2 separate regions of the Homo sapiens genome follow, and region 2 is linked to region 1. Evidence: read pairs that join two places in POLR2A ChIA-PET (ENCODE). Cell type or tissue: endothelial cell of umbilical vein. All regions are shown on one strand. Links, peaks and the distances in the headings refer to the core of each region. The heading gives the core; the rest is flanking DNA.

The links. ChIA-PET counts read pairs that join two places held together with the same protein. Peaks named below come from ENCODE experiments on the same cell type or tissue, not always from the same donor. Only the 100,000 strongest peaks of a DNase experiment are listed, where the experiment ranks them.
Region 2: POLR2A ChIA-PET joins it to region 1 with 5 read pairs; 4 of 35 experiments call an interaction of 5 or more read pairs at or near these places.

Annotation. Positions count from the first base shown.
Region 1 is chr11:75,353,817-75,369,998 of GRCh38, forward strand. No RefSeq gene overlaps it. Among named protein-coding and RNA genes, the nearest start is that of ARRB1, 10 kb to the left of the region's middle. In endothelial cell of umbilical vein, for the core only: no CTCF peak of the experiment used is centred there; a DNase peak (open chromatin) is centred at 2,915; H3K27ac peaks cover 585 bases.
Region 2 is chr11:75,536,732-75,552,913 of GRCh38, forward strand. No RefSeq gene overlaps it. Among named protein-coding and RNA genes, the nearest start is that of SERPINH1, 17 kb to the right of the region's middle. RefSeq lists a silencer at 251-751 and enhancers at 741-790, 951-1,020, 6,507-7,008. In endothelial cell of umbilical vein, for the core only: no CTCF peak of the experiment used is centred there; no DNase peak of the experiment used is centred there.

The DNA of each region.
Region 1 (16,182 bases), core at 812-4,811:
TTTTTTGAGACGGAGTCTTGCTCTGTCACCCAGGCTGGAGTGCAGTGGCGCAATCTCGGCTCACTGCAAGCTCTGCCTCCTGGGTTCGGGCCGTTCTCCTGCCTCAGCCTCCCGAGTAGCTGGGACTACAGGCGCCCACCACCACGCCCAGCTAATTTTTGAAAAACATATTTATGTATTAATAAAATGGCCGGGCATAGTGGCTCATGCCTGTAATCCTAACACTTTGGGAGGCCAAGGCGGGTAGATCACTTGAGGTCAGGCGTTCAAGACCAGCCTGGCTAACATGGTGAAACCCTGTCTCTCCTAAAAATACAAAAAAAAAAAAAAAAAAAAAATTAGCCAGGCATGGTGGCGGGCGCCTGTAGTCCTGGCAACTTGGGAGACTGAGGCAGGAGAATCACTTGAACCTGGGAAGTGGAGATTGCAGTGAGCCGAGATCACGCCACTGCACTCCAGCCTGGGTGACAGAGCCAGACTCCATCTCAAAAAAAAAAAAAATTAATAAAATGTAAAAGTGATAATGTTGAGGAGAACTCTTTGTATATCCACAATATAATCTCAGCCAGTAATAAGTTTTATGAAGAAAATAAAGCAATAATGAAACAGGGTGATAGGGACAAGTAGACTTAGAAAAAGGCCCTAGGCCCTCCGAGGAGGTGGGCTTTGGGCTGAAACCTGCGGAAAAGAATCAGCGATGTGAGGGGACAGTCAGGGAAGATGCTGCCCAGGCAGAAGGAGCAGCAACTGTAGAGGCGCAGGAGCAAGGACAGTGCTCCTGGTGTTGGTGAACAGGCAAGGGGTGGTACAGGTGAGGCAGCAGGGTTGGGGTCACACAGAACTTGTAGTTGAGGATGAGGAGTTTGGGGAGCCAGTGGGAGGTTTAAGCAGCTGAGCACCAGTATCTGCTTTACATTTTTAAAGGTCACTCTAACTGTTGGATAGAGATGACTTGGTACTGGACAACAGCAGAGGCAAGGCACCCCATTATTGCAGTCGTCAGGGTGGGGTTTTGGGCAAGACAGGTGGCCACAGAAATGAAGGAAGTAATGGGGTTCAGGATATATTTGGGAAGCAGATTTTTTTTTTTTTTTGAGACAGAGTCTTACTCTGTTGCCCAGGCTGGAGTGCGGTGGCACGATCTCAGCTCACTGCAAACTCTGCCTTCCAGGTTCAGGCGATTCTAGTGCCTCAGCTTCCTAAGGTAGCTGTGACTACAGGCGCATGCCATCCTGCCCAGCTAATTTTGTATTTTTAGTAGAGACACGGGATTTCACCTCAAGTGATCCACCCGCCTCGGCCTCCCAGAGTGCTGGGATTACGGGCGTGAGCCACCACGCCTGGCCGGGTTCAGGATATATTTGAAAGGGGAGCTGCCAGCACCTACTGAGGGACTGGCTGTGAATAATGGAGGATCCAGGATGACTCAGAGGTTTGGGTCAGGGTCTGTCTGTGCCAACTCTCCATGTAATTCTCCAAGGGAAGTCACGGTCGAGAGGACTGGTGGCCTCCATTCTTCCCGTCAACCCATTTGTGTCACATCCTCCACCTGAGCAACAGAGTGATTTTTGCTCAAAGGCAAATGGCTTCTGCAGCTGAGGCTCATAGGAGATGGTCATCTCCAACTGTGTTCCAACTAGGGCGAGTCACATGCCTGAAATTTACCACTCACAATCATTTCTTATTAAAAAATGAGAAAGGGTGGTTCTGGGTGTGGTGGCTCATGCCTGTAATCCCAGCACTTTGGGAGGCTGAGGCAGGAGGATTGCTAGAGCCCAGGAGTTTGAGACCAGCCTGGGCAACATAGTGAGATCTCTACAAAAAATAAAAAAACAAAAAACTAGCTGGGTTTGGTGGTGTGTGCCTGTAGTCTTAACTACTCGGGAGACCAAGGAAGGAGGATACCTTTAGACCAAGAGTTTGAGGCTGCCATGAGCTATGATTATACCACTGCACTCCAGCCTGTGCAGAGACCCCTGTCTCTTTAATAAAAAAAAAAAAGAAGAAGAAGAAAGAAAGCAAGAAAAAAAAAAAAGAAAGAAAGCAAGAAAAAGAAAAGAAAGAAAAGGAGAGATAGAGAGAGAGAAAGGAAGTATTATGTCTGCTTTTTAGATGAGAACACAAAACTTTACAAGGGAAACTGCTTAAGCCAAGGGCATAGCAAATGAAAGGTAGAGCAAGGACTCAAACCCAAAGCTTCTGCGTAGCTGGGCAGGTAGCTGAGTGTCAGACTAAAGTCAGACTGAAGTGTAAGTGAGTGGGTGGATGAGTTTTCAGCTCCTTGTTCAACAAAGGACTTGAGCTGGGTGTGGTGGCTCACGCCTGTAATCCCAGCAATTTGGGAAGCTGAGGTGGGTGGATCACCTGAGATCAGGAGTTCAAGACCAGCCTGGCCAACACCCTGTCTCTACTAAAAATACAAAAATTAGCCAAGTGTGGTGGCACGCGCCTGTAGTCCCAGGTACTCAGGAGGCTGAGGCAGGAGAATCGCTTGAACCTGGGAGATGGAAGTTGCAGTGAGCCGAGATCATGCCACTGCTCTCCAGCTGAGGCGACGGAGTGAGACTCCATCTCAAAAAAAAAAGGACTTGAGCCTGACTGAAGCCTTACTGATGTGCTCCTTCAAGATGTTAGAAATTGAGAAACTAATAAGGAGCTTCCCTACCTCTGCCCAACCAGAAATCTGAGTGTGATCCTTGACTCCTTTCTTGTCCACCTCACTCCTTAGCTACCTAGTCCCGGACTACCTCCTAAGTGTCTCCCAATAAAGTTGGAGGGGTACCAGGAACGAGACCATGCTGGGCCTGGAGGGTCATGTAAGGAATTTGTTCTTCATCCAAGTATCAATGAAGAGGCTGTGCAGAGAGGTGACATGATCAGACATGCATTTGGAGAAGATGCTCTGGTGGATGTGTGAAGAATGGATTGGACATGCACCAAAAGGGATGCAGACAGGAAGACCAATTAGGACATGGTGTCAGCAATTCAGAGGGAGGAATGATAACTGCATTCCAGAGAGAGGACACACAACAGCTGCAAAGCCAGGAAGGAAGGAAAAGGCACAATGCTTGGGGGAATTCAGATGGATCTGTGGCGAAAGCAGAGTAGTGGGGAAGGATTGGAAAGGAAGATGGGGCCGTATCCTGAGGAAGCAGGCTCAGACAAGGCATCTCCCCAGTATGGCTCAGGGCCTGTTTTAGGTTTGTCTAACAAGATCTCCAGTCCCCATTTTCCTAAGATGGGATTGTTGGTATTTATCACTAGGTGGACATTTCAATGTTATCTTTTTTTTTTTTTTTTTTTGAGATGGAGCCTCGCTCTGTTGCCCAGGCTGGAGTGCAGTGGTGCGATCTCGGCTCACTGCAACCTCTGCCTCCCGGGTTCACGCCATTCTCCTGCCTCAGCCTCCGGAATAGCTGGGACTATAGGCACCCACCACCACGCCCAGCTAATTTTTGGTATTCTTATTTTTAGTAGAGACGGGGTTTCACCGTGTTAGCCAGGATGGTCTTGATCTCCTGACCTCGTAGTCTGCCCGCCTCGGCCTCCCAAAGTCCTGGGATTACAGGCGTGAGCCAACGTGCCCAGCATCAAAATTCTCATTTGTAATCAACAAAAACCAATTCTGGCAGACTTAAACATACAAAAAAATTATTGGCCATATATTCAGGTAGCTGCCACTGCTGAACAATGGACACCACAGTTCACATCTCCACTTTCTCCAGCACCAAACCCAACCCCATTGCTGCCCCCAGAAACTAGATATGGCCACTGCTGCCTCTGTCACCATGATGGACTCTTTGTTGGCCCTACATCTTTGAGTCAAAGTCCCCCATGCATTTGATTGGCTGAGTCTAGGTTATGTGGTCCCACCCTTGCTTCAAGGATGCTGAGAAACTGTGTAGATGGCATTTGAGATTTCCATTCTGGGAGGTGGGCTTTGACTTACTGTAAGACTCATGGGATAGAGAATTCCCCAAACATGAGAATAGAGTTTAGAGGCTGAGCAGCCAAAAACAATTCAAGTATCCACTTCACTATGAAATGCAACTGGGTGAGTTATAGGAATAGCTCAGAATGGGAGGCAACATGAAGGGATAGATGTCCTTGCTGACAGGCCTTTGCCAGGATGCCTTAGTGTTGCTAGCTTTCTAAAACAGGGAGAAAATGATTCTGACTCTGTTAATGGTGGAGTATTATCCTCCACCCTCCTCCAGATAACAATATAAATGTTGGACAAAATATAAAAACAAGGATTTGGCTGGGCATGGTGGCTCAAGCTTGTAATCCCAGCACTTCAGGAGGCCAAGGTGGGAGGATCGCTTGAGCCCAAGAGTTCAAGACCAGCCTGGGCAACATGCGAGACCCTGTCTCTGGAAAAAAAAAAAATTTTCTTTTTTTTTTTTTTGCCAGGTACAGTTGCTCAAGCCTGTAATCCTAGCACTTTGGAAGGCAAGGCAGGTAGATCAGCTGAGGTCAGGAGTTCAAGACCAGCCTGGCCAACAAGGTGAAACCCCGTCTCTACTAAAATACAAAAATTAGCCAGGCATGATGGTGGGTGCTTGTAATCCCAGCTACTTGGGAGGCTGAGATGGGAGAATCGCTTGAACCCAGAAGACAGTGGTTGCAGTGAGCCGAGATCACACCACTGCACTCCAGCCTGGGTGGCTGAGTGAGAGTCTGTCTCAAAAAACAAAAATTTTTTTTTAATTCACCGGGCGTGGTAGCGTGCACCTGTAGTCCCAGCTACTTGGGAGGCTGAGGCAAGAGGATGGCTTGAGCCCAGGAGTTTGAGGCTGCAGTGAGCTGAGATTGCGCCACTGCACTCCAGCCTGAGTGACAGAGTAAAACGCTGTATTTGAATTAAAAAACAAAAACAAGGATTTGAAAGCACTGCAGAGCAAACAAAAACAGTCTGAAATTGGAGGAGATTCACCCTTGTTAGATGGGAACCACACTGGGGAAATCTCGTTTTCTATACTTTCCTCCTGAAGGCGCTACCCAATCTGGGCAGTGCATGGAAGCTAGGACTCAGGAAGAAATCTCTAGGACGCAGGAAGCTGCTTGAGATATTAAAGGGTGGAATTAGGGGCTGCTAAAATGGCTAGAAATTGAAGGAGAAATCCTGGAAAGAAGAGGGGCACAAAGGGGGTAAGCCCCCAAATAAGTATTTGACAGAAAAAGTATTTGAATTTCATAAATTTGATGAAAAACCTCATTAGAAATCCAAAAAGTTTAGCAAAATCCAAGTATGATAAATACGAAGAAAACAATACCTAAACACATCATAATCAAACTGTTAAAAACAAAAAAGAAAGAAAAAGTCTTTTTTTTTTTTTGAAACAGAGTTTTGCTGTTGTTGCCCAGGCTGGAGTGCAAAGGCGTGATCTCAGGTCACCACAACCTCCACTTCCCAGGTTCAAGCAATTCTCCTGCCTCAGCTTCCCGAGTAGCTGGGATTACAGGCATGCGCCACCACGCCCGGCTAATTTTGTATTTTTAGTAGGGACGGGGTTTCTCCATGTTGGTCAGGCTGGTCTCGAACTCCTGACCTCAGGTGATCTGCCCACCTCGGCCTCCCAAAGTGCTGGGATTACAGGCGTGAGCCACCATGCCCAGCAAGAAAGAGAAAGTCTTGACAGTAGCCATAGAAAAAGACATAATAGCAAACAGATTACGTACAGAGAAACAATACAAATGAATCCTGACTTCTCATCAGAAACCATGGAGCCAGAAAACAATGGAATATCATCTTTAAAATGCTGAAAAGTAAACAAAAACCTGTCAGTCCAGTGAAATAAAGATCTTTTCAGATAAATGAAAGCATAGGGCATTAATTGCCAGCAGACCTGCAGAATAAGAAATGTTGCTGGGCACGGTGGCTCACTCGCAGTCATCTCAGCAATTTGGGAAGCCAATGAAGGAGAATCGCTTGAGTCCAAAATGTAGCACAATGCCCGGCTAATTTTGTATGTGTGTGGAGACAGGGGTCTCATTATGTTGCCCAGGCTGGTCTCAAACTCCTGGGCTCAAGTGATCCTCCTGCCTCAGCCTCCCAAAGCGCTGGGATTACAGGCATGAGTCACCATGCCTGCCCCCCAGAAGTTAGATCTTTAGAAGGGTATGAAAGAATACTAGAAACAGTGAGTATATGGACAAATACATGAACAAATTTTTTTCTCTGCTTTTAATTGACTGGTGAACATCAAAATAATATTTTATTGTGGAGTTTTTAATGCATGTAGAAGTGAAATGTGTGGCAACAATAGCATAAAAGACAGATAAATTGAATTATATTGTTGTAAGGTTCATATTTTTTTTTTTTTTTTTTTTTTTAGACAGAATCTCCCTCTGTCACCCAGGCTGGAGTGTGCAAGGGCGCCATCTCAGCTCACTTCAATCTCCACCTCCTGGATTCCAGCAATTCTCCTGCCACAGCCTCCCAAGTAGCTGGGATTACAGGCACCTGCCATCATGCCCAGCTAATTTTTGTATTTTTGTAGAGACAGGGTTTCACCATGTTGTCCAGGCTGGTCTTCTTTTTTTTTTGAGACAGAGTCTTGCTCTGTCGCCCAGGCTGGAGTGCAGTGGCGTGATCTCAGCTCACTGCAAACTCCGCCTCCCAGGTTCAAGCGATTCTCCCACCTCAGCCTCCCCAGTAGCTGGGACTACAGGAGTGTATCACCACACCTAGCTACTTTTTGTATTTTTAGTAGAGATGGGGTTTCACCATGTTGACCAGGCTGGTCTTGAACTCTTGACCTCAGGTGATCCACAGGCCTCGGCCTCCCAAAGTGCTGGGATTACAGGCGTGAGCCACCGCACCCAGCCTATATCTTTTATTCTGAATAAACTGTGATAGGTTATGGAGGTATATTGTAATCCCTAGAGGAACCACTTAAAAATACAGGAAGTAGGTATATTTAAATGAAGTACTAAAAATACTTGATTAACCTGAAAGAGGACAGAAAGGAAAAAGAGAACAAAAAACAGATGGGACAAAAAAGAAACACAGCAAAATGGTAGATCTAAATCTTACCATATAAAAACTGCATTAAGGGGCGGGGTGCGGTGGCTCACGCCTGTTGTCCCAGCACTTTGGGAGGCCAAGGCAGGTGGATCACCTGAGGTCGGGAGTTCGTGACCCACCTGACCAACATGGAGAAACCCTGTCTCTACTAAAAATACAAAATTAGCCGGGTGTGGTGGCACATGCCTGTCATCCCAGCTACTTGGGAGGCTGAGGCTGGAGAACTGCTTGAACCTGGGAGGTGGAGGTCACGGAGAGCCAAGATCGCGCCATTACACTCCAGCCTGGGCAACAAGAGTGAAACTCTGTCTCAAAAAAAAAAAAAAACTGCAGTAAGTATATATGGACTAAACATTCTAATTAAAAGAATAACAAAGCAAGGCTCAATTTATACTGCCTTCAAAACATGTACTTTAGGCAGGGCGCAGTGGCTCACACCTGTAATCCCAGCACTTTGGGAGGCCGAGTTGAGGTCAGGAGTTTGAGACCAGCCTGGCCAACATGGTGAAACCCTGTCTCTCCTAAAAATACAAAAATTAGCCAGGCGTGGTAGCACATGCCTGTAATCCCAGCTACTCGGGAAGCTGAAGCAGGATAATCACTTGAACCCAGGAGGTGGAAGTTGCAGTAAGCCAAGATCGCGCCACTGCACCCCAGCCTGGGCAATGAGTGAGACTCCATATTTTTTAAAAATTTAATTAATTAAATTAAATATATATATGAAATAAAAGGCACAAATATTGAGAAGAAAAAAGTAGAGCTGTCTATATGTGCAGATTACATGAATATTTACATATAAAATATTAAGGAATGTATAAAACTGCTAGAATTAATAAACAATATATGAAAATCTATTGTGTTTCTAAAAATAAAAAAGAAATTGAGATTTAAATTTCTATTTATAATAGCATCAAAAAACACAAAGTACTTAAGAATAAATTTGGCTGGGCACAGTGGCTCACACCTGTAATCCCAGCACTTTGGGAGGCCAAGGCCAAGGCAGATGGATCACCTGAGGTCAGGAGTTCAAGACCAGCCTGGCCAACATAGTGAAACCCTGTCTCTACTAAAAAAAATACAAAAATTAGCCAGGTGTGGTGGCGCACATCTGTAGTCCCAGCTACTCGGGTGGCTGAGTCAGGAGAATCCCTTGAACCCGGGAGGCAGAGGTTGCAGTGAGCCGAGATCCAACACTGCACTCTAGCCTGGGCAAGAGAGTGAGATGCTGTATCAGAAAAATAAAAAATAAAAAAAATAAAAAATAAATTTAACTAAAGACATGTAAGACCTCTATCTTTACACTGAAAATCATAAAACGTTGTTGAAAGTAATCAAAGAGCTAAACAAATTAAGAAACATAACAAATTCATGGTTTGTAAGACACAATATTAAGCTGTTATTTTCCCAAAATTGTTCTATAAATCCAATACGATAAGCTTTGTTGTAGACATTTATATGGAAATAGCAAAAGCAATCTTGGTGGTGAGGGGGAGACAAAGTTGGAGGACACATACTACCTGATTTTAAAATTTATTCTCAAGCTACCATTATGAAGACTGAATGGGGCTGGGCACAGTGGCTCACACCTATAATCTCAGCTCTTTGGGAGGCTGAGACAAGCAGATCACTTGAGACCAGGAGTTCGAGACCAGCCTGGCCAACATGATGTAATCCTATCTCTACTAAAAATACAAAAATTAGCTGGGCGTGGTAGCACATGCCTATAATCCCAGCTACTTGGGAGGCTGAAGTATGAGAATCGTTTGAACCCAGGAGTTGGAAGTTGCAGTGAGCCGAGACTGCACTACTGCACTCCAGCCTGGGTGACAGAGCAAGACGCACACACACACACACACACACACACACACACACACACACACACACACACAAAAGACTGAATAGTACTAGTCTAAGGATAGACAAATAGGTTAATGGGATGGAAATAGCCCCATAAGAATATGGTCAACTGTCAGCATCCCCTTTTGGATTGTAAGCTTTGTATCTGTGTCTGTATTTGCCTGGTTTCTAACTGCACCCCCAGAGCCTAGAACAGAGCTGATTACTTCGTGTGTGTATTGTAACTGAATAATCAGAGCCTAGTATAGTAAGTGCTCAATAAATATTTATTGAATAAATGTATTTTAAGAAATGGGGTGGACATAACAATCTGGTCCTCTCCCAGGGCCAAGCTATATGCTTTTTTAAAAAAATTATTTACGTATTTATTTATTTATTTTTGAGACTGAGTCTCACTGTGTCCCTAGGCTGATGTGCAATGGTGTGATCTTGGCTCATTGCAACCTCTGCCTCCCAGGTTCAAGCAATTCTCCTGCCTCAGTCTCCCAAGTAGCTGGGATTGCAGGTGCCTGCCACCACACCCAGCTAATTTTTGTATTTTTCGTAGAGACAGGGGTTTCACCATGTTGATCAGGCTGGTCTCAACTCCTGACCTCAGGTGATCCACCCACTTTGGCCTCCAAAGTGCTGGGATTACACGCATGAGCCACTGTGCCCAGCCCAAACTGTATGCTTTTAGACATGCTAATTCTGGAGGATGAGAGATCACCCTACCTTACTCTATTCCCACTTCTCCTAGTTCCCTTTGCTGGAGTCCTCTCTTTCCTTTCTTTTAACCATCCAGAAAATCAGCACTACTGGCTCCCTGATCTGCACTGTCCCCAACCCCCCGACTACTGTGGACCCTCCAAAATTCAGAAAGCAGATCATGCTAGGGGCTCTAGAGGTTCTCCTCCAGCAGAACCAAGATGGAGGAAGAATGAGAGGCTGGGCTGGAATTGCCCCCTTGGAAGGGTGACCAACTGCACAGGTTTCCCAGATGCGGGGGTTTCCTGGGACATAGGGCTATGAGTTTTTAAACTAGGACAGTCCTGAGGAAACCAGGGATTACACCCACCTCCTGGGAATCCTCCAGCTTCCTTCATCAGAAAGGGATGGACTATACCTCTCCCATGGTGGGGACTGCCAACCCTAGGGTCAGCAGTCTTTTTGTAATGATGGTTTAAATATCCAGAGCAAAGATGGCTCCATATTCTCACCCCCAAAACAGGGTCTGAAGCTTAGGAAGCGCTAGATAATTGTTGGATGATGAGCGTGCTTAGGAGCAGGAGAAAGGGCCCTGCCCTCTGGGACCCCCTGAATCCAAGGTGGGCTGTTTTCTACAGCTCCAACCCCTCCTTCCTGCACACTTTGCACCTCTCCCAAGCAGGGAAACGGCTTTCTTGCCCCATCCAGCCCCATCATATCCCTGCCCACTCTGCACGTTCTATCAAGCACCAGCATGTTTCTGCAGTCAACATTTATGTACATTTTAATTATTTTTATAAAAGCATTACTTTTTAAAAAAGTTTCAATATAGAATGTTAGTAAGGGAAAAGTCAAAGCCCCACCCCACCTCATCCCACGCTGCCCTATACCCCTCTCTTTTTTTTTTTGAGATGGAGTCTAGCTCTGTTGCCCAGGCTGGAGTGCAGTGGCGTGATCTCAGCTCACTGCAAGCTCCACCTCCCAGGTTCACGCCATTCTCCTACCTCAGCCTCCCAAGTAGCTGAGACTATAGGCACCCAACACCATGCCCATGCCCAGATAATTTTTTGTATTTTTAGTAGAGACAGGGTTTCACTTTGTTAGCCAGGATGGTCTCAATCTCCTGACCTTGTGATTAGCCTGCCTTGGCCTCCCAAAGTGTTGGGATTACAGGCGTGAGCCACTGCGCCCAGCCCTTAACCCCTCTCTTAAAAAAACTTTATTTTTACCTTTTCTGCTTTTAGCTATGGTAGTTTGTACCACAAATCTGATTGATATGCATATACCTCAATTTCTTGATTTATCCACTTGAATTAACATTTATTGACTCTTCTCATGAAAAAGGACATTTGCTCATTTACTTTAATGCTCATCTCCCAATCCTTTCTACGTTGTGTTGTAGTGTTAGTTTAGTCTTCCATTGATTGATAATTGCTTAAAACCTTTATTTCCATTCCTATGCACTTTAGATAGTATCTGTCATTTTTTTTCTTTTTTTTGTTTTTTATAATAGAGATGGGGGCTCAACATATTGCCCAGGCTGGTCTCGAACTCCTGGGCTCAACTGATCCTCCTGCCTTGACCTCCCAAAGTGCTGGGATTAAGGCTTGAGCCAGCGTGCCTGGCCAAGATAGCATCTCTTGATTTATACTATGTAAAATGAAAAAGTTAGCATCTGTGCAGTGTTTGATCTCTCCTCTTCTCCTCCAGCCTTCTGACACTGATAGTTATACTGTTACATTGCTAAGAGTTATAATATTTAAATTTATTCTGTAACTATAATGAAGTCTTCCATGCTTTATCTAGAGAGTAATTCTGCTCATTTAAATCCAATAAATAGTATTTTCAATATTACAATTAGAAACAAATTCTAATTTGAGACTATATTAGATTCATAAAACAAGAAAGAACTGCTAATAAAGGGATCAATTAGACAACATGAAAGAGTCCTGGGAAATAAAAAACATGATTGCCCAGATAAAAAATATAATTAAAAAGTCTAGAAGTGGCAGGGCACGGTGGGTCACGCCTGTAATCCCAGCACTTTGGGAGGCCGAGGCAGGTGGATCACGAGGTCAGGAGATCAAGACCATCCTGGCTACATGGTGAAACCCCGTCTTTACTAAAAAATACAAAAAATTAGCAGGGCATGGTGGTGGGCGCCTGTAGTCCCAGCTACTTGGGAGGCTGAGGCAGGAGAATGGCACGAACCCAGGAGGCAGAGCTTGCAGTGAGCCAAGATCGCACCACTGCACTCCAGCCTGGGCAACAGAGTGAGACTCCGTCTCAAAAAAAAAAAAAAAAAAAAAAAAATTCTAGAAGCTAGTGCCAGAAAATAAGGAAGCACTGAAAAAAAAAAAAAAAAAAAAGGAACCTGAAAGAGCTCTCAATAGCCAAAACCGGAACAGTATGAGCAACAAAATAAATAAGGTCATATTGGATTATAACCCAAAGTATAAAATAAATAAACATGAGTCCATAGTGGTCTAAATAAATGGTTGAATAAATAAATACATGGCAGGAAAGGACAGATCTTCCTTACAGGGGAATACCAAATAATATATAGATATACTCTCCCCTCCAGATGGAGTTGAATTAGCCCTCTTGCCTTGAATGTGTGCTGGACTTAGTGACTCACTTCCAAAGAACAGAGTATGGATAGGGAAAAAAATAGTAACTTTAAAGTGGAGAAATCTGGCAAACACTTGAAGTGATCAGGGTTACGTCACCAGCTGATATCATGTGATGAGCCAGACACTCCACTGTTGTGATATTCTCCCCCAAAATACCTAACTCCAGCCTAATCATAAGAAAAATTCCAAATTGAGGAACATTCTGCGGAATACCTGACCAGCCCTCTTAAAACTGTGAAAATGATTTTAAAAACAAGGAAAGACTGAGAAATTGTCACAGAGGAGACCAAGGAGACATGAGGACTAAATACGGTGGGAAATACTGGAGTGGGTCCTGGAACAGAAAAGGACATTAGTAGGAAAACTAGTGAAAATCTGGAGTTTCATTAATAGTAATATATGAATGTTAACTTCTTAGTTTTGATGGACCACAGTTATGTAATGCCACGGACCCTGGTGGACTGAACAAAGGAGGGCAAACATGGGAATAAAAACAAAGACAAGGCCAGGCGTGGTGGTTCACGCCTGTAATCCCAGCACTTTGGGAGGTCGAGGCAGGCAGATCACGAGGTCAGGAGATCGAGACCATCCTGGCTAACACGGTGAAACCCTATCTCTACTAAAACTACAAAAAATTAGCCAGGCGTGGTGGTGGGCACCTGTAGTCCCAGCTACTTGACAGGCTGAGGCAGGAGAATGGCGTAAACCCATGAGGCGGAGCTTGCAGTGAGCCAAGATCGCTCCACCGCACTCCAGCCTGGGCAACAGAGCGAGACTCCCTCTCAAAAAAAAAAAAAAAAAAAAAAAAAATCAAAGGCAAAAGAGTATATTTGGAAGAAGGGGTTAGGGGGCTCCTTGCTTCTAGTGAACAAGGGCCCTGAGCTTCTAGAGCCCTTTGTATTTACTAAGTAAAGGAGATAAGGAGAAGGGGGTGGTTGTCGGTCAGCTGCTTGACTTAGTACATGGCCTGCATGACTACATTCTTTGAAGACTAGGCTCCAGATGTCCCCATAGATAACCTCAAGGAGCACGGCACCAGGGAGTGACTGCCCTCAGCATACCTTCTGGTAGCAGGTGCAGGTGCGAGTTTGCCCACATTCTGTATTCATGATAAACAGTTTGCTGTTTGATCATATAGCCTCCAGTGGAATGCTGAGTTGGTCACAACGCTCAGGCTTTCGGCTCCCATCAATGTAAGATGCTCACATTAGAAGAAAGTGGGTGAAGGGTATATGGGAACTTTGTATATTATCTTTGCAACTTTTCTAAAACCCTTTTTTTTTTTTTGAGATGGAGTCTTGCTCTGTCACCCAGGCTGGAGGGCAGTGGCGCAATCTCGGCTCACTGCAGCCTCTGCCTCCCGAGTAGCTGGGACAACAGGCGCCTGACACCACTCCCAGCTAATTTTTGTATTTTTAGTAGAGATGGGGTTTCACCATATTGACCTGGCTAGTCTTGAACTCCTAACCTCAAGTGATCCACCCACTTTGGCCTCCCAAAGTGCTGGGATTACAAGCATGAGCCACTGCACCCAGCATCCTACAAATCTAAAATTACTCCAAAATAAAAAATTTATGTGAAAAAGTGGCTGGGTACAGTAGCTCATGCCTGTAATCCCAGCACTTTGGAAGGCTGAGACAGACGGATCACCTGAGGTCAGGAGTTTGAGACCTGGGCCAACATGGAGAACCCCATCTCTCCACTAAAAATACAAAAACTAGCTGGGTGTGGTGGCGCATGCCTGTAATCCCAGCTACTCAGAAGGCTGAGGCAGGAGAGAATTGGTTGAACCTGAGGGGGGCGTGGAGGGGGCAGGTTGTAGTGAGCCAAGATCACACCACTGCACTCCAGCCTGGGGCAGCAGAACGAGGCTCTGACTCAAAAAAAAAAAAAATTCATATAGTTCTCCAAAAATATAGAGACAAAAAATAATTCTTTATTTTACCTTTTTTTTTTTTTTTTTTTTTTTAAGACAAGGTCTCACTCTGTTGCCCAGGCTGGAAGGCAGTGGCACAATCATGGCAGCCTTGACACCTAGGCTCATATGATCCTTCCACCTCAACCTCCCAAGTAGTTGGGACTACAGGTGCATGCCACCATACCTGGCTAATTTTTTACCTTTTATAGAGACAGGGTCTCACTATGTTGTCCAGGCTGGTCTTGAACTCCTGGGCTCAAGTAATCCCCCTGCCTCAGCCTCCCAAAGTGCTGGAATTACAAGTGTGAGCCACCATGCCCAGACACAATATTTTTAAATAGGTAGAAAAAAATCAAGTCATAAAGCATCAATTCAGGAGGTCTGATATCTGTTTAATGAGAATTCCAGAGAGAAAAAAGAGCCAGAGCCGGGCGCAGTGGCTCACGCCTGTAATCCCAGCACTTTGGGAGGCTGAGGCGGGCGGATCACGAGGTCAGGAGATGGAGGCCATCCTGGCTAACACGGTGAAATCCCGTCTCTACTAAAAATACAAAAAAATTAGCCGGGCGTGGTGGCAGGTGCCTGTAGTCCCAGCTACTCGGGAAGCTGAGGCAGGAGAATGGTGTGAACCTGGGAGGCAGTTTGCAGTGAGCCGAGATCCCGCCACTGCACTCCAGACTGGGCGAGAGCGAGACTCCGTCTCAAAAAAAAAAAAAAAAAAAAAAAAGAGCCAGGCATGGTGGCTTATCCCTGTAATCCCAGCACTTTGGGAGGCCGAGGCAGGTGGATCACGAGGTCAGGAATTCAAGACCAGCCTGACCAACGTGGTGAAACCCTGTCTCTACTAAAAATACAACAATTAGCTGGGCGTGGTGGCACATGCTTGTAATCCCAGCTACTCGGGAGGCTGAGGCAGGAGAATCGCTTTAACCCAGGAGGCAGGGGTTGCAGTGAGCCGAGATCATGCCATTGCACTCCAGTGACAGAGCAAGACTCTGTTTCAAAAAAAAAAAAAAAGAAAGAAAGAAAAATAATCAGAGAAATACTAGAAGAAAATTTCCCAGAGCAGTAACAACAAAAAAACGAGTCTTTACATTAAAAGTGTCCGTTGAATGCTGAGCAGAATCCTAGGGATTCATGAGGTTTCAGAAAGTCCAAGACCTTCTGGAAATCAGAAACAAACAAACATTATCTGCAAGGGAATGAAGATCAAATGAGCACTGGGCTTCTCTGAAGCTAGAAGCTATAAAACAATGGTCTGTATAGTTCTAAGGGGAAATGGTTTTGAACAGTTAAGCCACAAAACAAGCTTAGGGGCAAAATTCTGAGAAGCAATAAAATTTACCTCCCACACATTCTTTTCTTTTCTTATCTTTTTTTTTTTTTTTTTTTTGAGACTTGCCCTGTCGCCCAGGCTAGAGTGCAGTGACACCATCACAGTTCGCTGCAGCCTTGACCTCCTGGGCTCAACTGATCCTCCCACCTCAGCCTCCCAAGTAGCTGGGACTACAGGTGTACACCACCACACTTGGCTAATATTTGTATTTTTTGTAGAGATGGGGTTTCTCCATGTTGCCCAGGCTGGTCTCGAACTCCTGAGGCTCAAGTGATCTTCCCATCCCAGCCTCCCAAAGTGTTGGGATTATAGGCGTGAGCCACCACACTTGGCCAGTCACGTGCTTTTGCTGAAAAAATTACTTGAGATTGTAATCCAGAAAAAACAAAAAATCAGATATAATGTAGTGCTGTCATTCTCAAGATATAGTTCCAGAAGCAGCATCTGGGAACATGTTAAAAATGCAAATGTAGGGCCCATCCCAACCTGTTGAGTCAGAAACTCTGGGGTTTGAGGGCAGCAGTCTGTGTCTTTACCACCCTTCCAAGTGATGTGGTGCATGCTTAAATTTGCAGACCCCAGAGTTGTGGATGATGCCATCAGTCCACTCAAATCCCCTTCACCAGGCTGCTGCACCCATTCCCAGCTGCTGTGAGTTGCTGTACAAAATGCCCCCTGTCTCAAGGTGGCACCAGGCTGAGACTGGTCTCCAGCCAAGAAC
Region 2 (16,182 bases), core at 4,464-8,463, 190 kb after region 1:
AGCTACTTGGGAGGCTGAGGCAGAAGGATCGCTTGAGCCTGGGAGGCGGAGGTTGCAGTGAGCTGAAATTGTGCCATTGTGCTCCAGCCTGGGCCACAGAGTGATACTCTGGCTCAAAAACAAACAAACAAAACAAAAACAAACAAACAAACAAAAAACAGAGGAGACATCTGCTGGGCAGAAACGGCCAGACCTCCTTCTCCCACTGAGCTGAGTCATTGGCTAGGGCTGCCCAAGGAGAAAGTGGCCTTGTCAGGAACACAGCAGTAGATCCCAGGGTGTTGCTGCTGGGATCTGTTGCTAACGACACTCCTGCTCTACACTCTCTTAAAGGAAGATCTGAGTGGCAAACCTCCATGGCTTGATGGATGTTAAAGTTGGAAGGAATTTAAGAGATGCTCTAGGCCAGCCGCTGTCACATTTTACAGATGAGAAAACTGAGGTTGGCCAGAGGAAGTGACTTGCCCAAAGCCACCCAGCATGTAAACCAATATGCAAACCCAGGTTCTGACACCCAAGTCTGCGCTCTTCTGAATCATTGCTGACTCAGAGTCACAGTGGGGCTAGAGGGCAGTGGGAGGAGAGTGGCAAGGTATGACTTCAGGACGCGGCTCAGGTGTCACTTCCTCACAGAAGCCCTGCCTGGACCCAAGCTCTTCTCTGGGCTCCCCGAGGCCTCTATCCACTCATTTACCAGTCAGTTCTGTGAATGTCAGCTTGTGTGTCTGCTTCCATGAGGCCATGTCCCCAGCACCCAGCATGGGACCCGGAACATCGTGCTACATGTGAAGGTACACGCCTCTGGTTTCTACTGCCCTCTCTGGCAGCTCAACCCTCCAGGACAGAAGAGCAATCGGTTCCGCTATTCGTTGCTTCCTTCCTTTCTTCCTGCTTTAAATAAATGTATACTGAGTGATTACTTCATACAGTCCTGGGGACACAGCGGTGAAAAATTTTGCCTTCATGAAATTTACTTTCTAGTAGAGGGAGGTAGACAATAAGCAAAACAAATACAAGGAGTGGTGTATTAGATGGGATACATGCTATGGGCAAAAGAAAGAGCCTCAGAGACAGAGGAGACCAGGAGGTGTCAGCGAGGACACTTGCCACTTAGAGGAGTCAAGGAAGCTGACGTTTGAGTAAAAGCCTGAAGCAGATGACAGGTGTGAAGGCCCCTGGTGTGTTCACACTAGGAGGCCAATGTGGCTGGAATGGAGGCAGTGATTGATGGGGTTGGGAGAGGTAAAAGACGAGCCTACGAGGTCACAGAGATTAAATCACAGAGGGCCTAGAGCCTGCAGTAGGAATTTGACTTTTACTCCAGTTGAAATGGGAAGGCATTGTAGAGTTCTAAGTAAAGAGGTGTCATTGTTTGACTTCTAAGTTAGACCTGGGGGATACGGTAAAGACAGGGGGGGAATGCCGCAGTCTGAGGAGAGGTGATGGCGGCTCAGATACAGTGACCGCAGGAGCCGTGTAACAGGTAGTCAGATTCTGTGGTGTCTTTTGGAGGTAGAGCCACAGGATTTTCTGATGAATTAAATGTAGGTTGTGAGACAAAGAGATGAGTCAAGGATGACCCCCATGTTTTGGCTTGATCACCTAGAAGGATGACATCACCCTTGTCTGACATGAGGAAGACGAGAGGGGTAGGTTTTGGGGAGCAGATCAGAATTCAGGATTGGACACGTTCATTTTCAGATGTCTTAGGCATCCAAGTAAAGATGTCAGGCACACAGTTGGATACACAAGTCTGGGGTCTGGGAGAGGTCCGGAAATGTGGGAGTTACAGGCATAGAGAAGGGATCTGAAGCCTTGAACTTGGATGACACTGTCAAGGAAACGGTGCTTGAGGGAGAAGAAAGAGGACCAAGGACTGAGCTCTGGAGCTCCCATATCAGGGCAGGAGGATCCTCTAGGGAGGTGGGAGGAAGAGCACAGTTGTGTGGTATTCTGGAAGGCAGGTGACGAAAGTGAAACCAAGGAGGGGCCGTTGGCAGGTTCCCTGCTGCTGCTACTGGTAAGGGAGAGCAGGATTGAGGACTGGCTACTGGATTTAGCAATGTGGAGGTCTTGGTGACCTTGAAGAGTTTCAGTGGAGTGATAAACGTGGGATGCTGGTTCAAGTGAGCTTGAGAGAGAACAGGAGGAAGGAACTGGAGACAAAGATAAGGACCACTCTTTTTTTTTTTTGAGACAGGGTCTTGCTGTCCCCCAGATTGGAGTGCAGCAGCGCAATCGCAATCATGGCTCACTGCAGCCTCAATCTCCTAGGCTCAGGTGATTTTCCCACCTCAGGCCCCCAGGTAGTTGGGATCACAGGCACATGCCACCACGCCCAGCTAATTTTTTAAAAATTATTTTTAGAGATGGGGGTCTCACCATGTTGCCCAGGCTGGTCTCGAACTCCTGGGCTCAAGTGATCCTCCCACCTCACCCTCCCAAAGTGCTGGGATTACAAGCATGAGCTACCATGCCTGGCCTAGACCACCTTTTTTAGGAGTTCTGATGGAAAGGGAAGGAAGGAAAGGGGATGAAGAGAAAAACTGAGAATGTTTTTATGAGATAGAATGTGTGTATGCTGACGGGAAAGGTCTAGATGAGAGAACAGTGGAAGATACGGGGGAGATGGAGGGACTGCCGCAGCCATGGCCTTGAGTAGCTGAGGGGGTGGAATCCAGCCACATAAGCAGGGGTCGACCTTCTGAGGAGTGCGTGGTTTTATCCATCGAGAGAAGGCAGATGCAAGGAGATTGGTCGGTGTGGTGGTGGAGCCTCTGGAGTTCATTGCTGATCGAGTCCACTCTCTCAGTGAATCAGGAAGCAAGGCAGTCAGCCACAGTGAGAGTGGGGAAGAGGCCTGGGAGATTGGAGGGCAGGGGGCAGCAGGAGAGCAGATGATTAGGGGTGTCTGGGATGACTGTGTGGAAAAGTGCAGGCACCTGGGGTCGGTGCACGTGATTAAGCAGCAGGCAGCCTGGAGAGCCTCCAGCCCAGGTCCCTTCACAGACCATGCGGGTTTCTTCCCTCTTGGGTAGCACTGGGCCAGGCAAGGCAGTGTGGATCTGCAGCTGACCAGGGGCTCAGAGGAAGGAGCATGCCTAGGAAGTCTCAGATTTCCAGGACTGGTTTACATATTTATGCAAAGCCACCTCCTCCCTGTTCCATATTGGAACAAAGTGTGTGTGTGGAGGGTAGCATTTAATAGGACCTCTTTGGACTGGTCTTACAATGCCCCCTATGTCAAGGGACCGTACTATGCCCACAGGGGCAGGTCCTGTCACCATCCCATCATTAGAGAACTGGGAACCCACCTCCCTGACATGGGCAGGGTGGGGCTGCCCTGTCTGTTTTTCATTGTCCTCCTGCTTTGGTTTCTGCTTTTTGGCAGAGGCTGCTTTTCCTAGATTACTTCCAACATCTGTTCACTTGCTTCTAGAATAAAACAGGATAAGTTTGATTCTGATATTTTCTTTTTCCCCAAGGCCATCTTCAGTGAAGGCCTGGACTCTCTCCAGGTGCCCTGCTAGTGCCTTCCTACTCTGGAGTCCGCTGCCTGTGGTGGGCTTTGGGCCCTGCCTGATGCCAGCCAAACGTCCTCCCGTCCCTGGATCCTCTCTTGCCTCCAGCTCCTGACTCCTAAGGACTCTTTATGCCCCAGAGCCTCCTTTGCTGAGCTGCCTGAGCTGAGGGCCCAGAACTACTGGCCTTCAGATTTGGGGTGGCACATGGTAAGTCCTGGGGCATTGTGATGGGCTGGCCAGGCCCATCCAGGGATATCCCTGCCTCTTACTTCCCAGTCAGTCCCAGCCCCATTCTTCCCTCCCCACACCCCACCAAGGTACACAGGATGCCCTGTGCTAGCTTCAGAGCTAGACCCTCACCTTTCACAGGCTGGGGAAAGGTCAGCAAATGTGAAAGGGAGAAAGAGTCACATTTTCTCTTTTCTTTTCTTTTTTTTTTTTTTTTTGAGACAGTCTCACTCTGTTGCCCAGGCTGGAGTGCAGTGGTGCCATTTCGGCTCACTGCAAGCTCCACCCCCTGGGTTTAAGTGATTCTCCTGCCTCAGCCTCCCAAGTAGCTGGGATTACAGGCGCACACCACCATGCCTGGCTAATTTTTGTATTTTTAGTAGAGACGGGGTTTCACCATTTTGGCCAGGGTAGTCTCGAACTCCTGACCTCAGGTGATCCCAAAGTGCTGGGATTACAGGCGTGAGCCACCGTGCCCAGCCCACATTTTCTGATCTCTTTTTTTTTTTTTTTTTTGAGATAGAATCTCACTCTGTCGCCCAGACTGGAGTGCAATGGCATGATCTCAGCTCACTGCAACCTCCATCTCTCAGGTTCAAGCAAGTCTCATACCTCAGCCTCTCAAGTAGCTGGGATTACAGGGATGTGCCACCACGCCCGGCTAATTTTTGTATTTTTAGTAGAGACGGGTTTTGCCATATTGCCCAGGCTGGTCTCGAACTCCTGGCATCAAGTGATCCGCTCACCTCAGCCTCCCACTATGCTAGGCACATGTGGCTCACACTTGGGCTAGTTCCCCAGTATCCATGCCCCCTTCTTCCATAGTAATAGCACTCCTGGTTTTTACCTGGACTTATGGTCTTTGGGAACAAAGAGCACATTTCACAGCTCTCTGTGGCCCCAGGACTAAATGGAATGTAAGCAGCATTGCTGTGTATGTCTTCTGGGAAATGCCCTTAGATAGACAGACATGCACTTTTTTTATTCTTCCATCTGCTGCCTGGGCTCCAGCTGCCATCTTGGTCATTGGAGGCAAGGGCCACACCCTTGGCATAGAGGAGTCATGAGTTGGCAGGAGCCTAAAATGCCAGAGGATTTAGCAAAGCAGGGTCCCCACACCACTCCTGGATCACCTATTCCCAGATCCTTACCTGAGTGAGAAACAAACCCTCTTGTTCAAGGCACTGTTATTGTAGGGTTATGTTATTCACAGCTGCTCCTAATCCTAGGGTGACACGTCACTTTTCATGAGTTATGTCATTTTCATCCTCACAACAGTCCTGCCAAGTGGATGTTACCTCATTTTTAGAGAGAGAAAAGGAGGCTCAATGATTTTATTTTCTATTTTAAATAAAAATTGACTTTCTTTAGTCTGTATTCTGCTGAAGCCTCAGTGATTTTAAGCAAGTGGTCCAAGGCCACCCAGCCAGTATGATGCCGAAGTGGGCTGAAGCCCTGGTTGCTCTGATTCCTGGGCCCTGCTCTCTCTGATTCCTGGGCCCTGCTCTCTCTGATTCCTGGGCCCTGCTCTCTCTGATTCCTGGGCCCTGCTCTCTCTGATTCCTGGGCCCTGCTCTCTCTGATTCCTGGGCCCTGCTCTCTCTGATTCCTGGGCCCTGCTCTCTCTCTCTGATTCCTGGGCCCTGCTCTCTCTGATTGATTCCTGGGCCCTGCTCTCTCTCTCTGATTCCTGGGCCCTGCTCTCTCTGATTGATTCCTGGGCCCTGCTCTGTGAGCCCTTGGGGTCACACCCAGGCTGACCTCCCTGTGTGTACAGACCCAGGTTGATGAACACCCTGTGGTCTTCCCAGGCTTCATCTGGGTCCAGAAGCATCTACTGAGCAGGTGGAACTGTTGCAGGGTCAGAGATGTTGCAGGGTGACCCCATTCTGTCCCTGTTTTAGCAGTGAAAGTCGCACATCCCTCATTCCTGGGCAAATCAAGACAGTCACCCTAGAGCTGTGGTCCAGCCAGGTCCTGTTGCTGCCCCTTTGGGCACCCAGAACCTGATCCCTCACAACCTGCTGTTTTCCAGGCATTTGTGCACCACCTCCCAATCCTTGGGATCCTCCAGGCTGTGGTTAGAGGCTGGGACAGGGGTTAAGGTACTATGAAAATGAGGCTCAGGCTGGGCGCAGTGGCTCACGCCTGTAATCCCAGCAACTTGGGAAACCAAAGCAGGGGGATGGCTTAAGGCCAGCAGTTTGGGACCAGCCTGAGCAACATAACAAGAATTGTCTTTACAAAAAAAAAAAAAGCTACCCAGGCATGGTGGCAGGCACCAGTAGCCCCGGCTACTGAGGAGGCTGAGGCAGGAAGACAGGAAGATCACTTGACCCTGGGAGTTTGAGGCTGCAGCGAGCTATGATCGTGCCACTGCACTCCAGCCTCGGTTGCAGAGTGAGACCTCGTCTCTTAAAAAAAAAATTAGGCTCATCAATGCCAGCAAGAAGTAACAGCCCAAATCAAGTAAGACCTTGATTTGTCTTTACAATGGCCTCGAAAGACAGCAGCCCCCACGTTCATTTTGACTCTCCATTGTCCCCTGACTCTCTGTATATCCTGTGACCTCATGATAACAGAGTCCCTGCCTGCTGGTGAAATGGGAAAGCTTCCCTTGAGCCCCTTGCAGGGCGTGCGATGCGGGTATGACTTGCTTCTTCAGTGCCTCGCTTCTTTAACCTCTAGAGCAGGTTGTGGGGCTCCGGGCCCACAGCAGCGTCTAGGGGTGGATGATTACAGCTCCTGAAGCCCCAGCAGGCATGTGCTACTGTGTGCTTTTAGTTTTGCCGTCTATAGGCAGCTTGTGTTAACCAGCTCAATTAGACCCTCTACCTTGTTGCGAGGACAGAGGACTTTCTGTATCCCGGGTTCTTGCCTTGGTGTTCTGAAGAATCGGATCACACCTGAGCTCAGAGAATGAGTGCAAGGTTTTATGGAGTGGAGGTAGCTCTCAGCAGATGGGGGAGCCAGAAGGGACGGAGTGGGAAGGTTTTCCCCTGGAGTTGACCGCTCAGTGGCCTGGGCTCTTTTCCGACTGCCCCAGCCAAACTCCACCAGGTTCCCCCGGTTGATGGCCTGCCGGCCTGCTGGCTCTGTGGGTGTGCTCCTTCTGCCGGCATGCTCCAACGTCCTCTTGACACCCAGCTGCTCGTGTCTTCTTCTGCTGATGTGTTCTCCTCAACATCCAGCCACTTGTGTCTCTGCCTGCTAGGGTTTCGGGGTTTTTATAGGCACAGTATGGGGGGCGTAGCAGGCCAGGGTGGTCTTGGGAAATGCAACATTTGGGTGTGAAGTCAGGAGTGCCTATCCTCACCTAGGTCTATAGGCACAGGCCCTGGGGTGGAGCCCTAGCCAGGGGCCACTCCCACCTCTACCCAGCACTTCCCCGCCCACTTTCATATCACTGGGGCCTGAGGCGATCAGGCTGATCTGCTAGCGCTACTCATCCCTGCCTTCATCTAGGAACCGGGCAGGCATGGTGGAGCCCCAACACACTGCAGCATGAGGCCACTGCACTCAGAAAGGCTTGTGTCACATCCTAGCTCTTCTACCCTTCACCCATGTGACCTTGGCCCGGTGATTTCACCTTTTGAGACTTAGTCTTCTCATCTATAAAATGGGGATAATAATACCTGCCTCACAAGGCTATAGCAAGGATTAATGAGATCATACACCGTGAAGTTTGGCTCTGGACCTGGAATACAGTTAACACTTGATAAAGATTGTCATTGTTGTCACTGTATCACCACTCCTCTGTGCCAGGCAGCTCTCATGCTGGATACCAGGGACCCTGCGATACACCAGAGCCATTCAGGAACTCCTTAAGGAACTCAGAATCTGATGAGGAGATGTGCCACAAAGACAATTTAAACAAATAATAGATGATGGCTCACACCTGTAATCCCAGCACTTTGGGAGGCCGAGGTCGGAAGCTCTCCTGAGGCCAGGGGGTTCAAGACCAGACTGGTCAAGGTAGCAAGACCCCATCTCTATAAAAAAATAAAATAATAATAATAATTGTTTTAATGGGGGAGTGAACAAGGTAGGGTGGGAACACCGGGAGGAGGGGATTGCCACAGAGCAGTCAGGGAGGTTGTCCTGGAGGAGGCAGAGCTTGCGTGGGGGCTCACAGAGGATCACCTTTTGCCAGGTGAAGCTGGGGGCTAGTGGAATGAAGCATGTTGCAACTCCCTAAGTCTAGGATTCTCTAGTTGTGCACTTGAGGTGAAGATGAGGCTCTTCCTGTTGGCTGGAGTCTCAGCAGAGGCTCTAGAAGCTGAGGGGCCCAAGCACCTCACATCCTCCATGGGGAGTTAGACCATCTTGCAGCACAAGCAGAGGGTGCCCTCCCAGGCCTGCCCCACCAAGCCCACCCAACACCCACCCATGTTAAAGCCTTTTTTTGGAGAAAATTGTTATTTTGCTCTGAGCTTCCCTCCCTTCTTTAAACCAAGTGCGGAGGGCTTCAAGACGTTGGGGGACATGGGAACCTGAATTGTCCTCACATATCACAGAGTCTAAAGGCAGTGTGTGGTGGTGGAATGGGGAGAGCCAGGGCCACCCTGGGAATGGCTCATGCTGCCAGGCTAGGCAAAGGATATCTGATTTTTCCAGTGGACCGGATGAGGGCCTGTGGAGGGAGCTGGAGGCGGGTGGGGTGAGGACCTCCCAACAGAGGGTACTGCTGGAACTGATGTCTGAGGGGAGAGGTTGCAAACCAGAGGGGGCATTGTTCCTTTGGGTGGGGGTGGCAGGGGTGGGGGGGATCTAGATGAGAGGTCCCCAGGGGAGGAGGTTCACTGAAAAACCTCCTGGAGAATCCTGTGAGTTAGAGTAGAATTTGGACATCTACCATGTCTCAGAGGGTCCCCAGGCCAGGTTACAACTGTATCAGGCAAGGAGGGCCTGATCTGCTCTCTCTCCCACTCTATAGACAGATGGTCATGGAGATGCTGGGTGAGGTGGCTCACACCTGTAATCCCAGCATTTTGGGAGGCCAAGGCGGGTGGATCACCTGAGGTCAGGAGTTCGAGACCAGCCTGGTCAACATGGTGAAAACCTGTCTCTACTAAAAATACAAAAAATTAGCTGGGTGTGGTGGTGGGCACCTGTAATCCCAGCTTCTCAGGAGGCTGAGGCAGGAGAATCACTTGAACCCAGGAGTCGGAGGCTGCAGTGAGCTGAGATCGCGCCACTGCACTGAGGGAGACCAGAGGCAGTCGCTGCCCTCTCTGAGTCTCTAGTTTCTGAGGCAAGCCCACCCCCAGAGAAGAGTCTTATTCTACATTGGATGAGATTTTGCAGTTTTAATATTACTTTTTGGTTTTATTACTTTGAACTATACTTTAAAAAAATTAATGATGGACAATTTCAAACATACCCAAAATTAGAGAGATGAGTCTAATGACCCCATCACGTACCCATCATTCAGCCTCAGCAATAGTGGGTCATACCAATCCTGTTTCCTCTGTGCCCCAACCTACTTCTCCCAGTGTAATTTGGAATCAAATCTTCGAGAAAGAAAAGAATGACTTCCTCCTTGCTTCTGAAAAATTAAAAATAAGAAGAGCCACTGCCCTCCACTGTTTGATTAGAACACTAAGGTTAGGGCATAAACCCGAGATTAAAGCTGGCAGGATCCATGGAACCATCCCAAGGACGGTGGGGTTGGTATATGTGTCCTTCACCATCCAGCTCCCACCACTCTGAACAGTGCTCGGCACATAGTAAGTGCTCAACAGATCATTCTGGTGCTTCTCCTCCACTTGCTCCTCTGTAGCCTTCCCAGGCAGCGGCTTTTCCTCTGTCAGGCATGAGCTGGGGCGGATACTCAGCTCTTCATCCGAGGCTGCAGGCTGGTTCTGCCCACAGCAATCCCATCCCAGGCTTGGCCAAGAGGAGAATTACTTTGCAGAATACAAGACATAATGAGGAAAAGCATCTACTTCAGTGCTCTGTAATGGTAGCCACTGGTTATCATAAAAGCAGTGGTGGCCAGGCGTGGTGGCTCACGCCTGTAATCCTAGCACTTTGGGAGGCCGAGGCGGGTGGATCACTTGAGGTCAGGAGTTCGAGACCACCCTGGGCAACTGGTGAAACCCTGTCTCTATTAAAAATACAAAAATTAGCCGGGTGTTGTGGAACACACCTGTAATCCCAGCTACTTGGGAGGCTAAGGCAGGATAATTGGTTGAATCCAGGAGTTGGAGGTTGCAGTGAGCTGTGATTGCACCACTGTACTCCTGCCTGGGTGACAGAGGGAGACTGTCTCAAAAAAAAAATTAAAAAAATAAATAAAAGTGGGAAGGAGACATCCAGAGAAAAGTTTGGGGGCAGGAGGGTGGCATATGGGCAGACATTTTCGGAACTTCACCGTCCTGTGTGGAAGGTGGCATAGAAGGGGTGAGAACAGAGGCAGCAAGATAGTGAGGAGACAGGAGCCACAATCGGAGAAGGATGAAGGTTTGACCCACCTGGGAAGGGAACCCCCAGCACGTGGCAGAGGGAGGAGCTGAGAATCCTTAGAGGCACATCTCTAAGGTGCCAGAGGTCCCACTCCGCCTGCCTTTGAGCTCCGGATCCTGAATGCCCCCAGGGAGGCTTTGTAAAGATCCTTCCTAGGACTGGCTACATTTTGCAGGACCCATTGCCAAATGAAAATGCAGGGCTCCTAGTAAAAAAGATTACTAAGAATTTCAAGATGGCGACAGCAGAGTACTGAAATAAGAACAGGGTTCTTTGCACAGGGCTGCTGATACAGAAAGAGAACATAGGACATCCAGTTAAAGTTGAATTTCACATAAACAATGAATTTTTTATTTTTATTTTTTAGTTTGTCTGTCTTGTGCAATACTTGCAATAACATGTTTCTGTTGATCTGAAATTCAAATTTAACTGGGAATCCTGTATTGTACCTGGCAACTCCACCAGGTGGGTCCTGTTTCCTCCCTTAACTGGAGCTCCTGGGAGTGGTTCAGGCTTAGGGTTCTTCCAGGATAATGGTTTTCAAACTTCAGCCTGCATCAGAAACATCTGGAGGGCTTGGTAAAATCCAGATTGCTTCCCCCCAGCCAGAGTTTCTGATTCATGCCTAGAGTACAGCCCAAGAATTTTCATTTCTGACAGGTACCAAGGTGATGCTGATACAATTGGTCCTGGGACCACACTCTGAGAACCACTGCTGGGGTACATCACCCTAGGAAGCCCCTCAAAGAGATAGAAAATCATAGTGACCCAAAACGGACACCAGAGGGCAGAAGCGCCCACTGGTCAGGCTATAGGACCTGCCCACTGGCCTGGGGCTGGGCTTACACCTTTGCTGAACATTTGTTCTGTGCCTGACCACGTCCAGGGCCCTGGAGCAGACAAAGAAAGACGTGGGTCAGCATTAGTCTCTGCCCTGAGGGGCTCAGGGTGTGGAAAGGGAGACAGATGTACGAAGTGAGAATTACAATTGGTGCTGAGATGGGGGAAGCACAGGCTGTGGGAGCCCAGGGGAGGCTGGGGGTGGTCAGGGCCCGCTTCCTGTAGGAGCCTGAACAGAGGGTAGGAGCCATCCATACCGGGAGAAGGGGAGGAGGGGCTTTCTGGGCATAAGAATACACAAGTACAAGGGCGCACACTGGACAGTGCCAGGGACTGCTTGAGGAGGAGTGCAGAGGTAGAGGACAGAATCGGTGGGCGGGTAGCCTGGTGAGGCTGGGGCTTGGCAGATCCTGAGGGTCTCAGGGAGCCCCAGGAGGGTTTTAACTAGATGGTGTGTTAGAATGAAGAGTGTCTGGGAAGAGATACCAGAGGCAGGGAGGCCTAGTGAGCAGGAGGGTGCAGTGGTCAAGGGAGGAGGTGACCAGGGGATGCAAGGGTGGCCCAGTCTCTCTCATCTGTTCCTTCATTCCTCCATTCATTGCACGTGTGTATGGAGCAACTTCTCTGAGCCAGGCCCTGGGTTGGGTGCTGGCTGCCGGCTGCTGGGACTTGGCATTGATGAAGACAGTTCCTGGCTTATGTGGAGAGCTCACATTTTAACTGAGAAGACCACCATCCAACAGCCAACCTCACAGTGAGCCAGCTAGTTACAGTTGTGGTCCCTGAGGGATGGGTACCAGAGATATCAAGGGAGCCACATGGCAGGGTCTGGGCAGAGTTGGGGTTAGGGTGGGGGTAGGAGGCATCTCTCAAGAGAGACCCTGACCTGGGCATCCTGACCTAGCGAACAGATGCCTCATTCAGCCCTACCCTGGTGCCTCCGTGCCGCAGCCCAGAGCTAACAATATGGCCATTGACAGCTCCTGCCACTGCCTGAGGTCTAGCTTTGCTGCCCCCATCCATCCTTAGCCACACAATCCTGGCCTTCAGTGGGGAAGAAAGAGCAGGATTATACTCAGGTACTAGGGACTGGGCCCACCCCTCCACCAGAGTCAGCCTGGCCCCAGCCCAGGTGAGTGCCCAGCCAGGCACCTTCCTCAAATGTCCAGTGCTCTTGCTCTAAGCATGTGAAGAGTCCGGCAGCTAGAAGCAGAAGGATGCAGGAGATGACCTGAAATGCCAAGGGGATGCCGTAGACTCGCAGGGCTCCTGGACGCACACTGTAGAACATTTGTCCATAGAGATGGGATTGGCCTCACGAATGACATAGATGCAAATCAAGCTAACTGGAGCATTACTTCTAGAAGGCTGACCTTCTTGCTATTCCTAGAGCATGCCTAGTTCATTCTAACTGTGGGGCCTTTGCCCATGCAGCTCCCTCTGCTTGGGATCCCCTCCTCCCACCATAAAGGTCTCCCTCCTCCTTTGGTCGGAGGAAGAATGGCTCCCCAAAGACATCCATGTCCGAATTCCTGGAACCTGTGAGTGCATTACCTTGCATGGGACAAGGGACTTTGCACATGAGATTAAATTACAGATCTTGAGATAGGGAGACTTTACTGGTGGCCCAGTGTCATCAGGGAGGTCCATCTCAAGAGGGAGGCAGAGGGGTCAGAGTCAGAGAAACAGATGTGATGAGGGAAGGAGAAAGCAGAGAGAGAGGGAGATTGGCGCTGCCACACTGCTGGCTTTGAAGGTAGAGGCAGGGGCCACAAGTCAAGGAATGCGGGTGGCTTCTAGAAGCTGGAAAGAGCAAGGAAGCAGATTCATCCCCAGAGTCTTTAGAAGGAGTTGCTAGCCCATTTAAGTCTTCTGACCTCAAAACCATAAAAGAATAAATTTATATCATTTGAAGCCACTAAGTGTGTGGTACTAGATACAGCAGCCACCGGAAATGATTACAGCTTCTTATTCAGATTTCAGGCTGCCTGGTGTAAAGTAGTCTTACCCACAACACCTGTTTTCATTTCTTGCTAGCCCTCATTATTACTGGAAATGATCACATTTCTTTCTTAGTTTATTGCGTGTCTCCACTCGCCAGCACACCAGGCTCCTGGAGGGCAAAGATCTGGTTTTGCCCACTTTTTTATCCCAGTACCTAGAACAGTGCCTAGTAAATTGTGGGTTCTCAATAAATCTTTGCTACGTGAGACTGGGAACGGTAGCTCACGCCTATAATTCCAGCACTTTGGGAGGCTGAGGCAGGCAGATCACCTGAGGTCAGGAGTTCGAGACCATCCAGGCCAACATGGTGAAACCCTGTCTCTACTAAAAATACAAAAATTAGCCGGGCGTGGTGGTGCATACCTGGAATCCCAGCTACTTGGGAGGCTGAGGCAGGAGAATCGCTTGAACCCGGGAGCCAGAGGTTGCAGTGAGCCAAGATCCCAACCGCTGCACTCCAGAGTGAGACTGTGTCTCAACAACAACAAATCTTTGCTGGGCACGGTGGCTCACGCCTGTAATCCCAGCACTTTGGGAGGCTGAGGCGGATGGATCACGAGGTCAGGAGTTCAAGACCAGCCTGGCCAAGATGGTGAAACCCCATCTCTACTAAAAATACAAAAATTAGCTGGGTGTGGTGGTCAGCGCTTGTAATCCCAGCTACTCGGAAGGCTGAGAATTGCTTGAATCTGGGAGGCAGAGGTTGCAGTGAGCCGAGATCATGCCACTGCACTCCAGCCTGGGCGACAGAGCGAGACTCTATCTCAAAAAAAAACTTTGTTGCATGAAAGGAAGAATGAAGAAGTAAAGGACTTCCTCTGACTCTCTCTTATGTGCACTGAGGGCAGGGAAGGGGGGTGCCTTGGCTGGTGGAGGGAGGCCTCAGAACCATGAGAATGGAGTGAGGCCTGGAGGGCTGCAGAGATCTGTGGGAACTGCAGAATTTGGGCACATGCTGTCCAGTTTACAGGCCACTTCCAACCCAGGGTCTTTTTGTTGTTGTTGTTCCTCGGAACTACCTGGAAGAGGAAGACAGGCTTGAAAGGAACCATGGCTCTCACTTTGCAGGTGGGCATCTAGGTTCTGGATGGTGGTTTGAGGGTTAGGGAGACACTGCCTCTCCAGCAAGGGTCAGTGGGACCTGAGAGGGGCCTGAAGGCCCTGCCTGCTCCCCAGAGCCTTCCCGGCACCTCATGTGCCAGTTCTCCTTGGCACTTGGGCTGCCAGCCTTTGCCCCTGCTCTTCCCCCTGCCAGGGTGTCTTTCCTCTCCTTGCCTTCTTCCAGGGCTGGGACTAGGGTGAGACAAGTGAAAACTAAAAGGAGCACCAGAAATCTCAGTAATCAGGATTAATCATATTTTCATGTAATTATTGTTATTATTATTATTTTTGAGATGGAGTCTCACTTTGTCGCCCAGGCTAGAGTACAGTGGCGTGATCTTGGCTCACTGCAAGCTCCGCCTCCTGGGTTCATGCCATTCTCCTGCCTCAGCCTCCCCAGTAGCTGGGACTACAAACACCCGCCACCATGCCTGGCTAATTTTTTGTATTTTTAGTAGAGACGGGGTTTCGCCGTGTTAGCCAGGATGGTCTCTATCTCCTGACCTCATGATCTGCCCTCCTCGGCCTCCCAAAGTGCTGGGATTACAGGCATGAGCCACCATGCCCGGCCTCTTGTAATATTTTTTAAAAATCAAAACAAATGCAAAAAATCCATGATGAACAAAATATCACATTTTAAATAAGGACTTTTTTATTTTTCCTTTTGTCTCAGGCTCCAATATGGCTTGACACAGTCCATGCTACTAATCCTGTCTGAGACTGGCAATGTAATTTGTGAGGCCTTTTCTTCAAAAATTATTATTATTTGTTGCCCAGGCTGGAGTGCAGTGGTGTGACCTCGGCTCACTGCAACCTCCACTTCCTGGGTTCAAGCAATTCTCCTGCCTCAGCCTCCCGAATAGCTGGGATTACAGGCACATGCCACCATGCCCAGCTATTTTTTTGTATTTTTAGTAAAGATGGGGTTTCACCATGTTGGCCAGGCTGGTCTCGAACTCCTGACCTCAAATGATCCACCTGCCTCGGCCTCCCAAAGTGCTGGGATTACAGGCATGAGTTACCGCGCCCAGCCTCAAAAATTATTAAGAATTGCAGCGGCAATTAGCCGGGTGTGGTGGCGTGGCTCCTGTAATCCCAGCTACTCGGGAGGCTGAGGCAGGAGAATCGCTTGAACCCAGGAGTCGGAGGTTGCAGTGTGCATTCCAGCCTGGGCAACAGAGTGAGACTCTGTCTCAAAAAAAAAAAAAAATTGCAGCGGCTGGGTAGTGGCTCAAGCCTGTAATCCTGGCACTTAGAGAGGCCGACGTGGAAGGATCGCTTAAGCCCAGGAGTTCAAGACCAGCCTGGGCAATAGAGAGACCCTGTCACTACAAAAAATACAAAAATAAGGCCAGGCACGGTGGCTCATGCCTGTTATCCCAGCACTTTGGGAGGCTGAGGCAGGTGGATCACAAGGTCAGGAGATCGAGACCATCCTGGCTAACATGGTGAAACCCTGTCTCTACTAAAAATACACAAAAAAATTAGCCAGGCGTGGTGGCAGGCACCTGTAGTCCCAGCTACTGGGGAGGCTGAGGCAGGAGAATGGCATGAACCCGGGAGGCGGAGCTTGCAGTGAGCTGAGATCACGCCACTGCACTCCAGCCTGGGCGACTGAGCAAGACTCCGTCTCAAAAAAAAAAAAAATAAATAAAAAATAAAAATAAAAAAAGAATTGCAGAATGTCAGTAGTAACCATCAAATCACTTGGGAGGGTCTGTGAGACTGCACAGGCTGTACACCCATGAGGTTGGCCCTGATCCTGTTTTTATTTAAAATTGTGATATTTTGTTACTCATAGAATTTTTGCATTGATTTAGATTTTTTGAAATATTGCATGAAACATGATTTACTTTGATGACTGAGGTTTTCGGTGCTCTCATTAATTGTGCCCCCAAGGCAAGTGCCTCACTTGCCTCACCCTATTCCCAGTCTTCTCTGCTTGGTGTGCACTTCTCAACCTTAGGTAGCCTCCTCCAAGAAGTCTTCCCTGACCCCTGATCCCACACTGGATTGG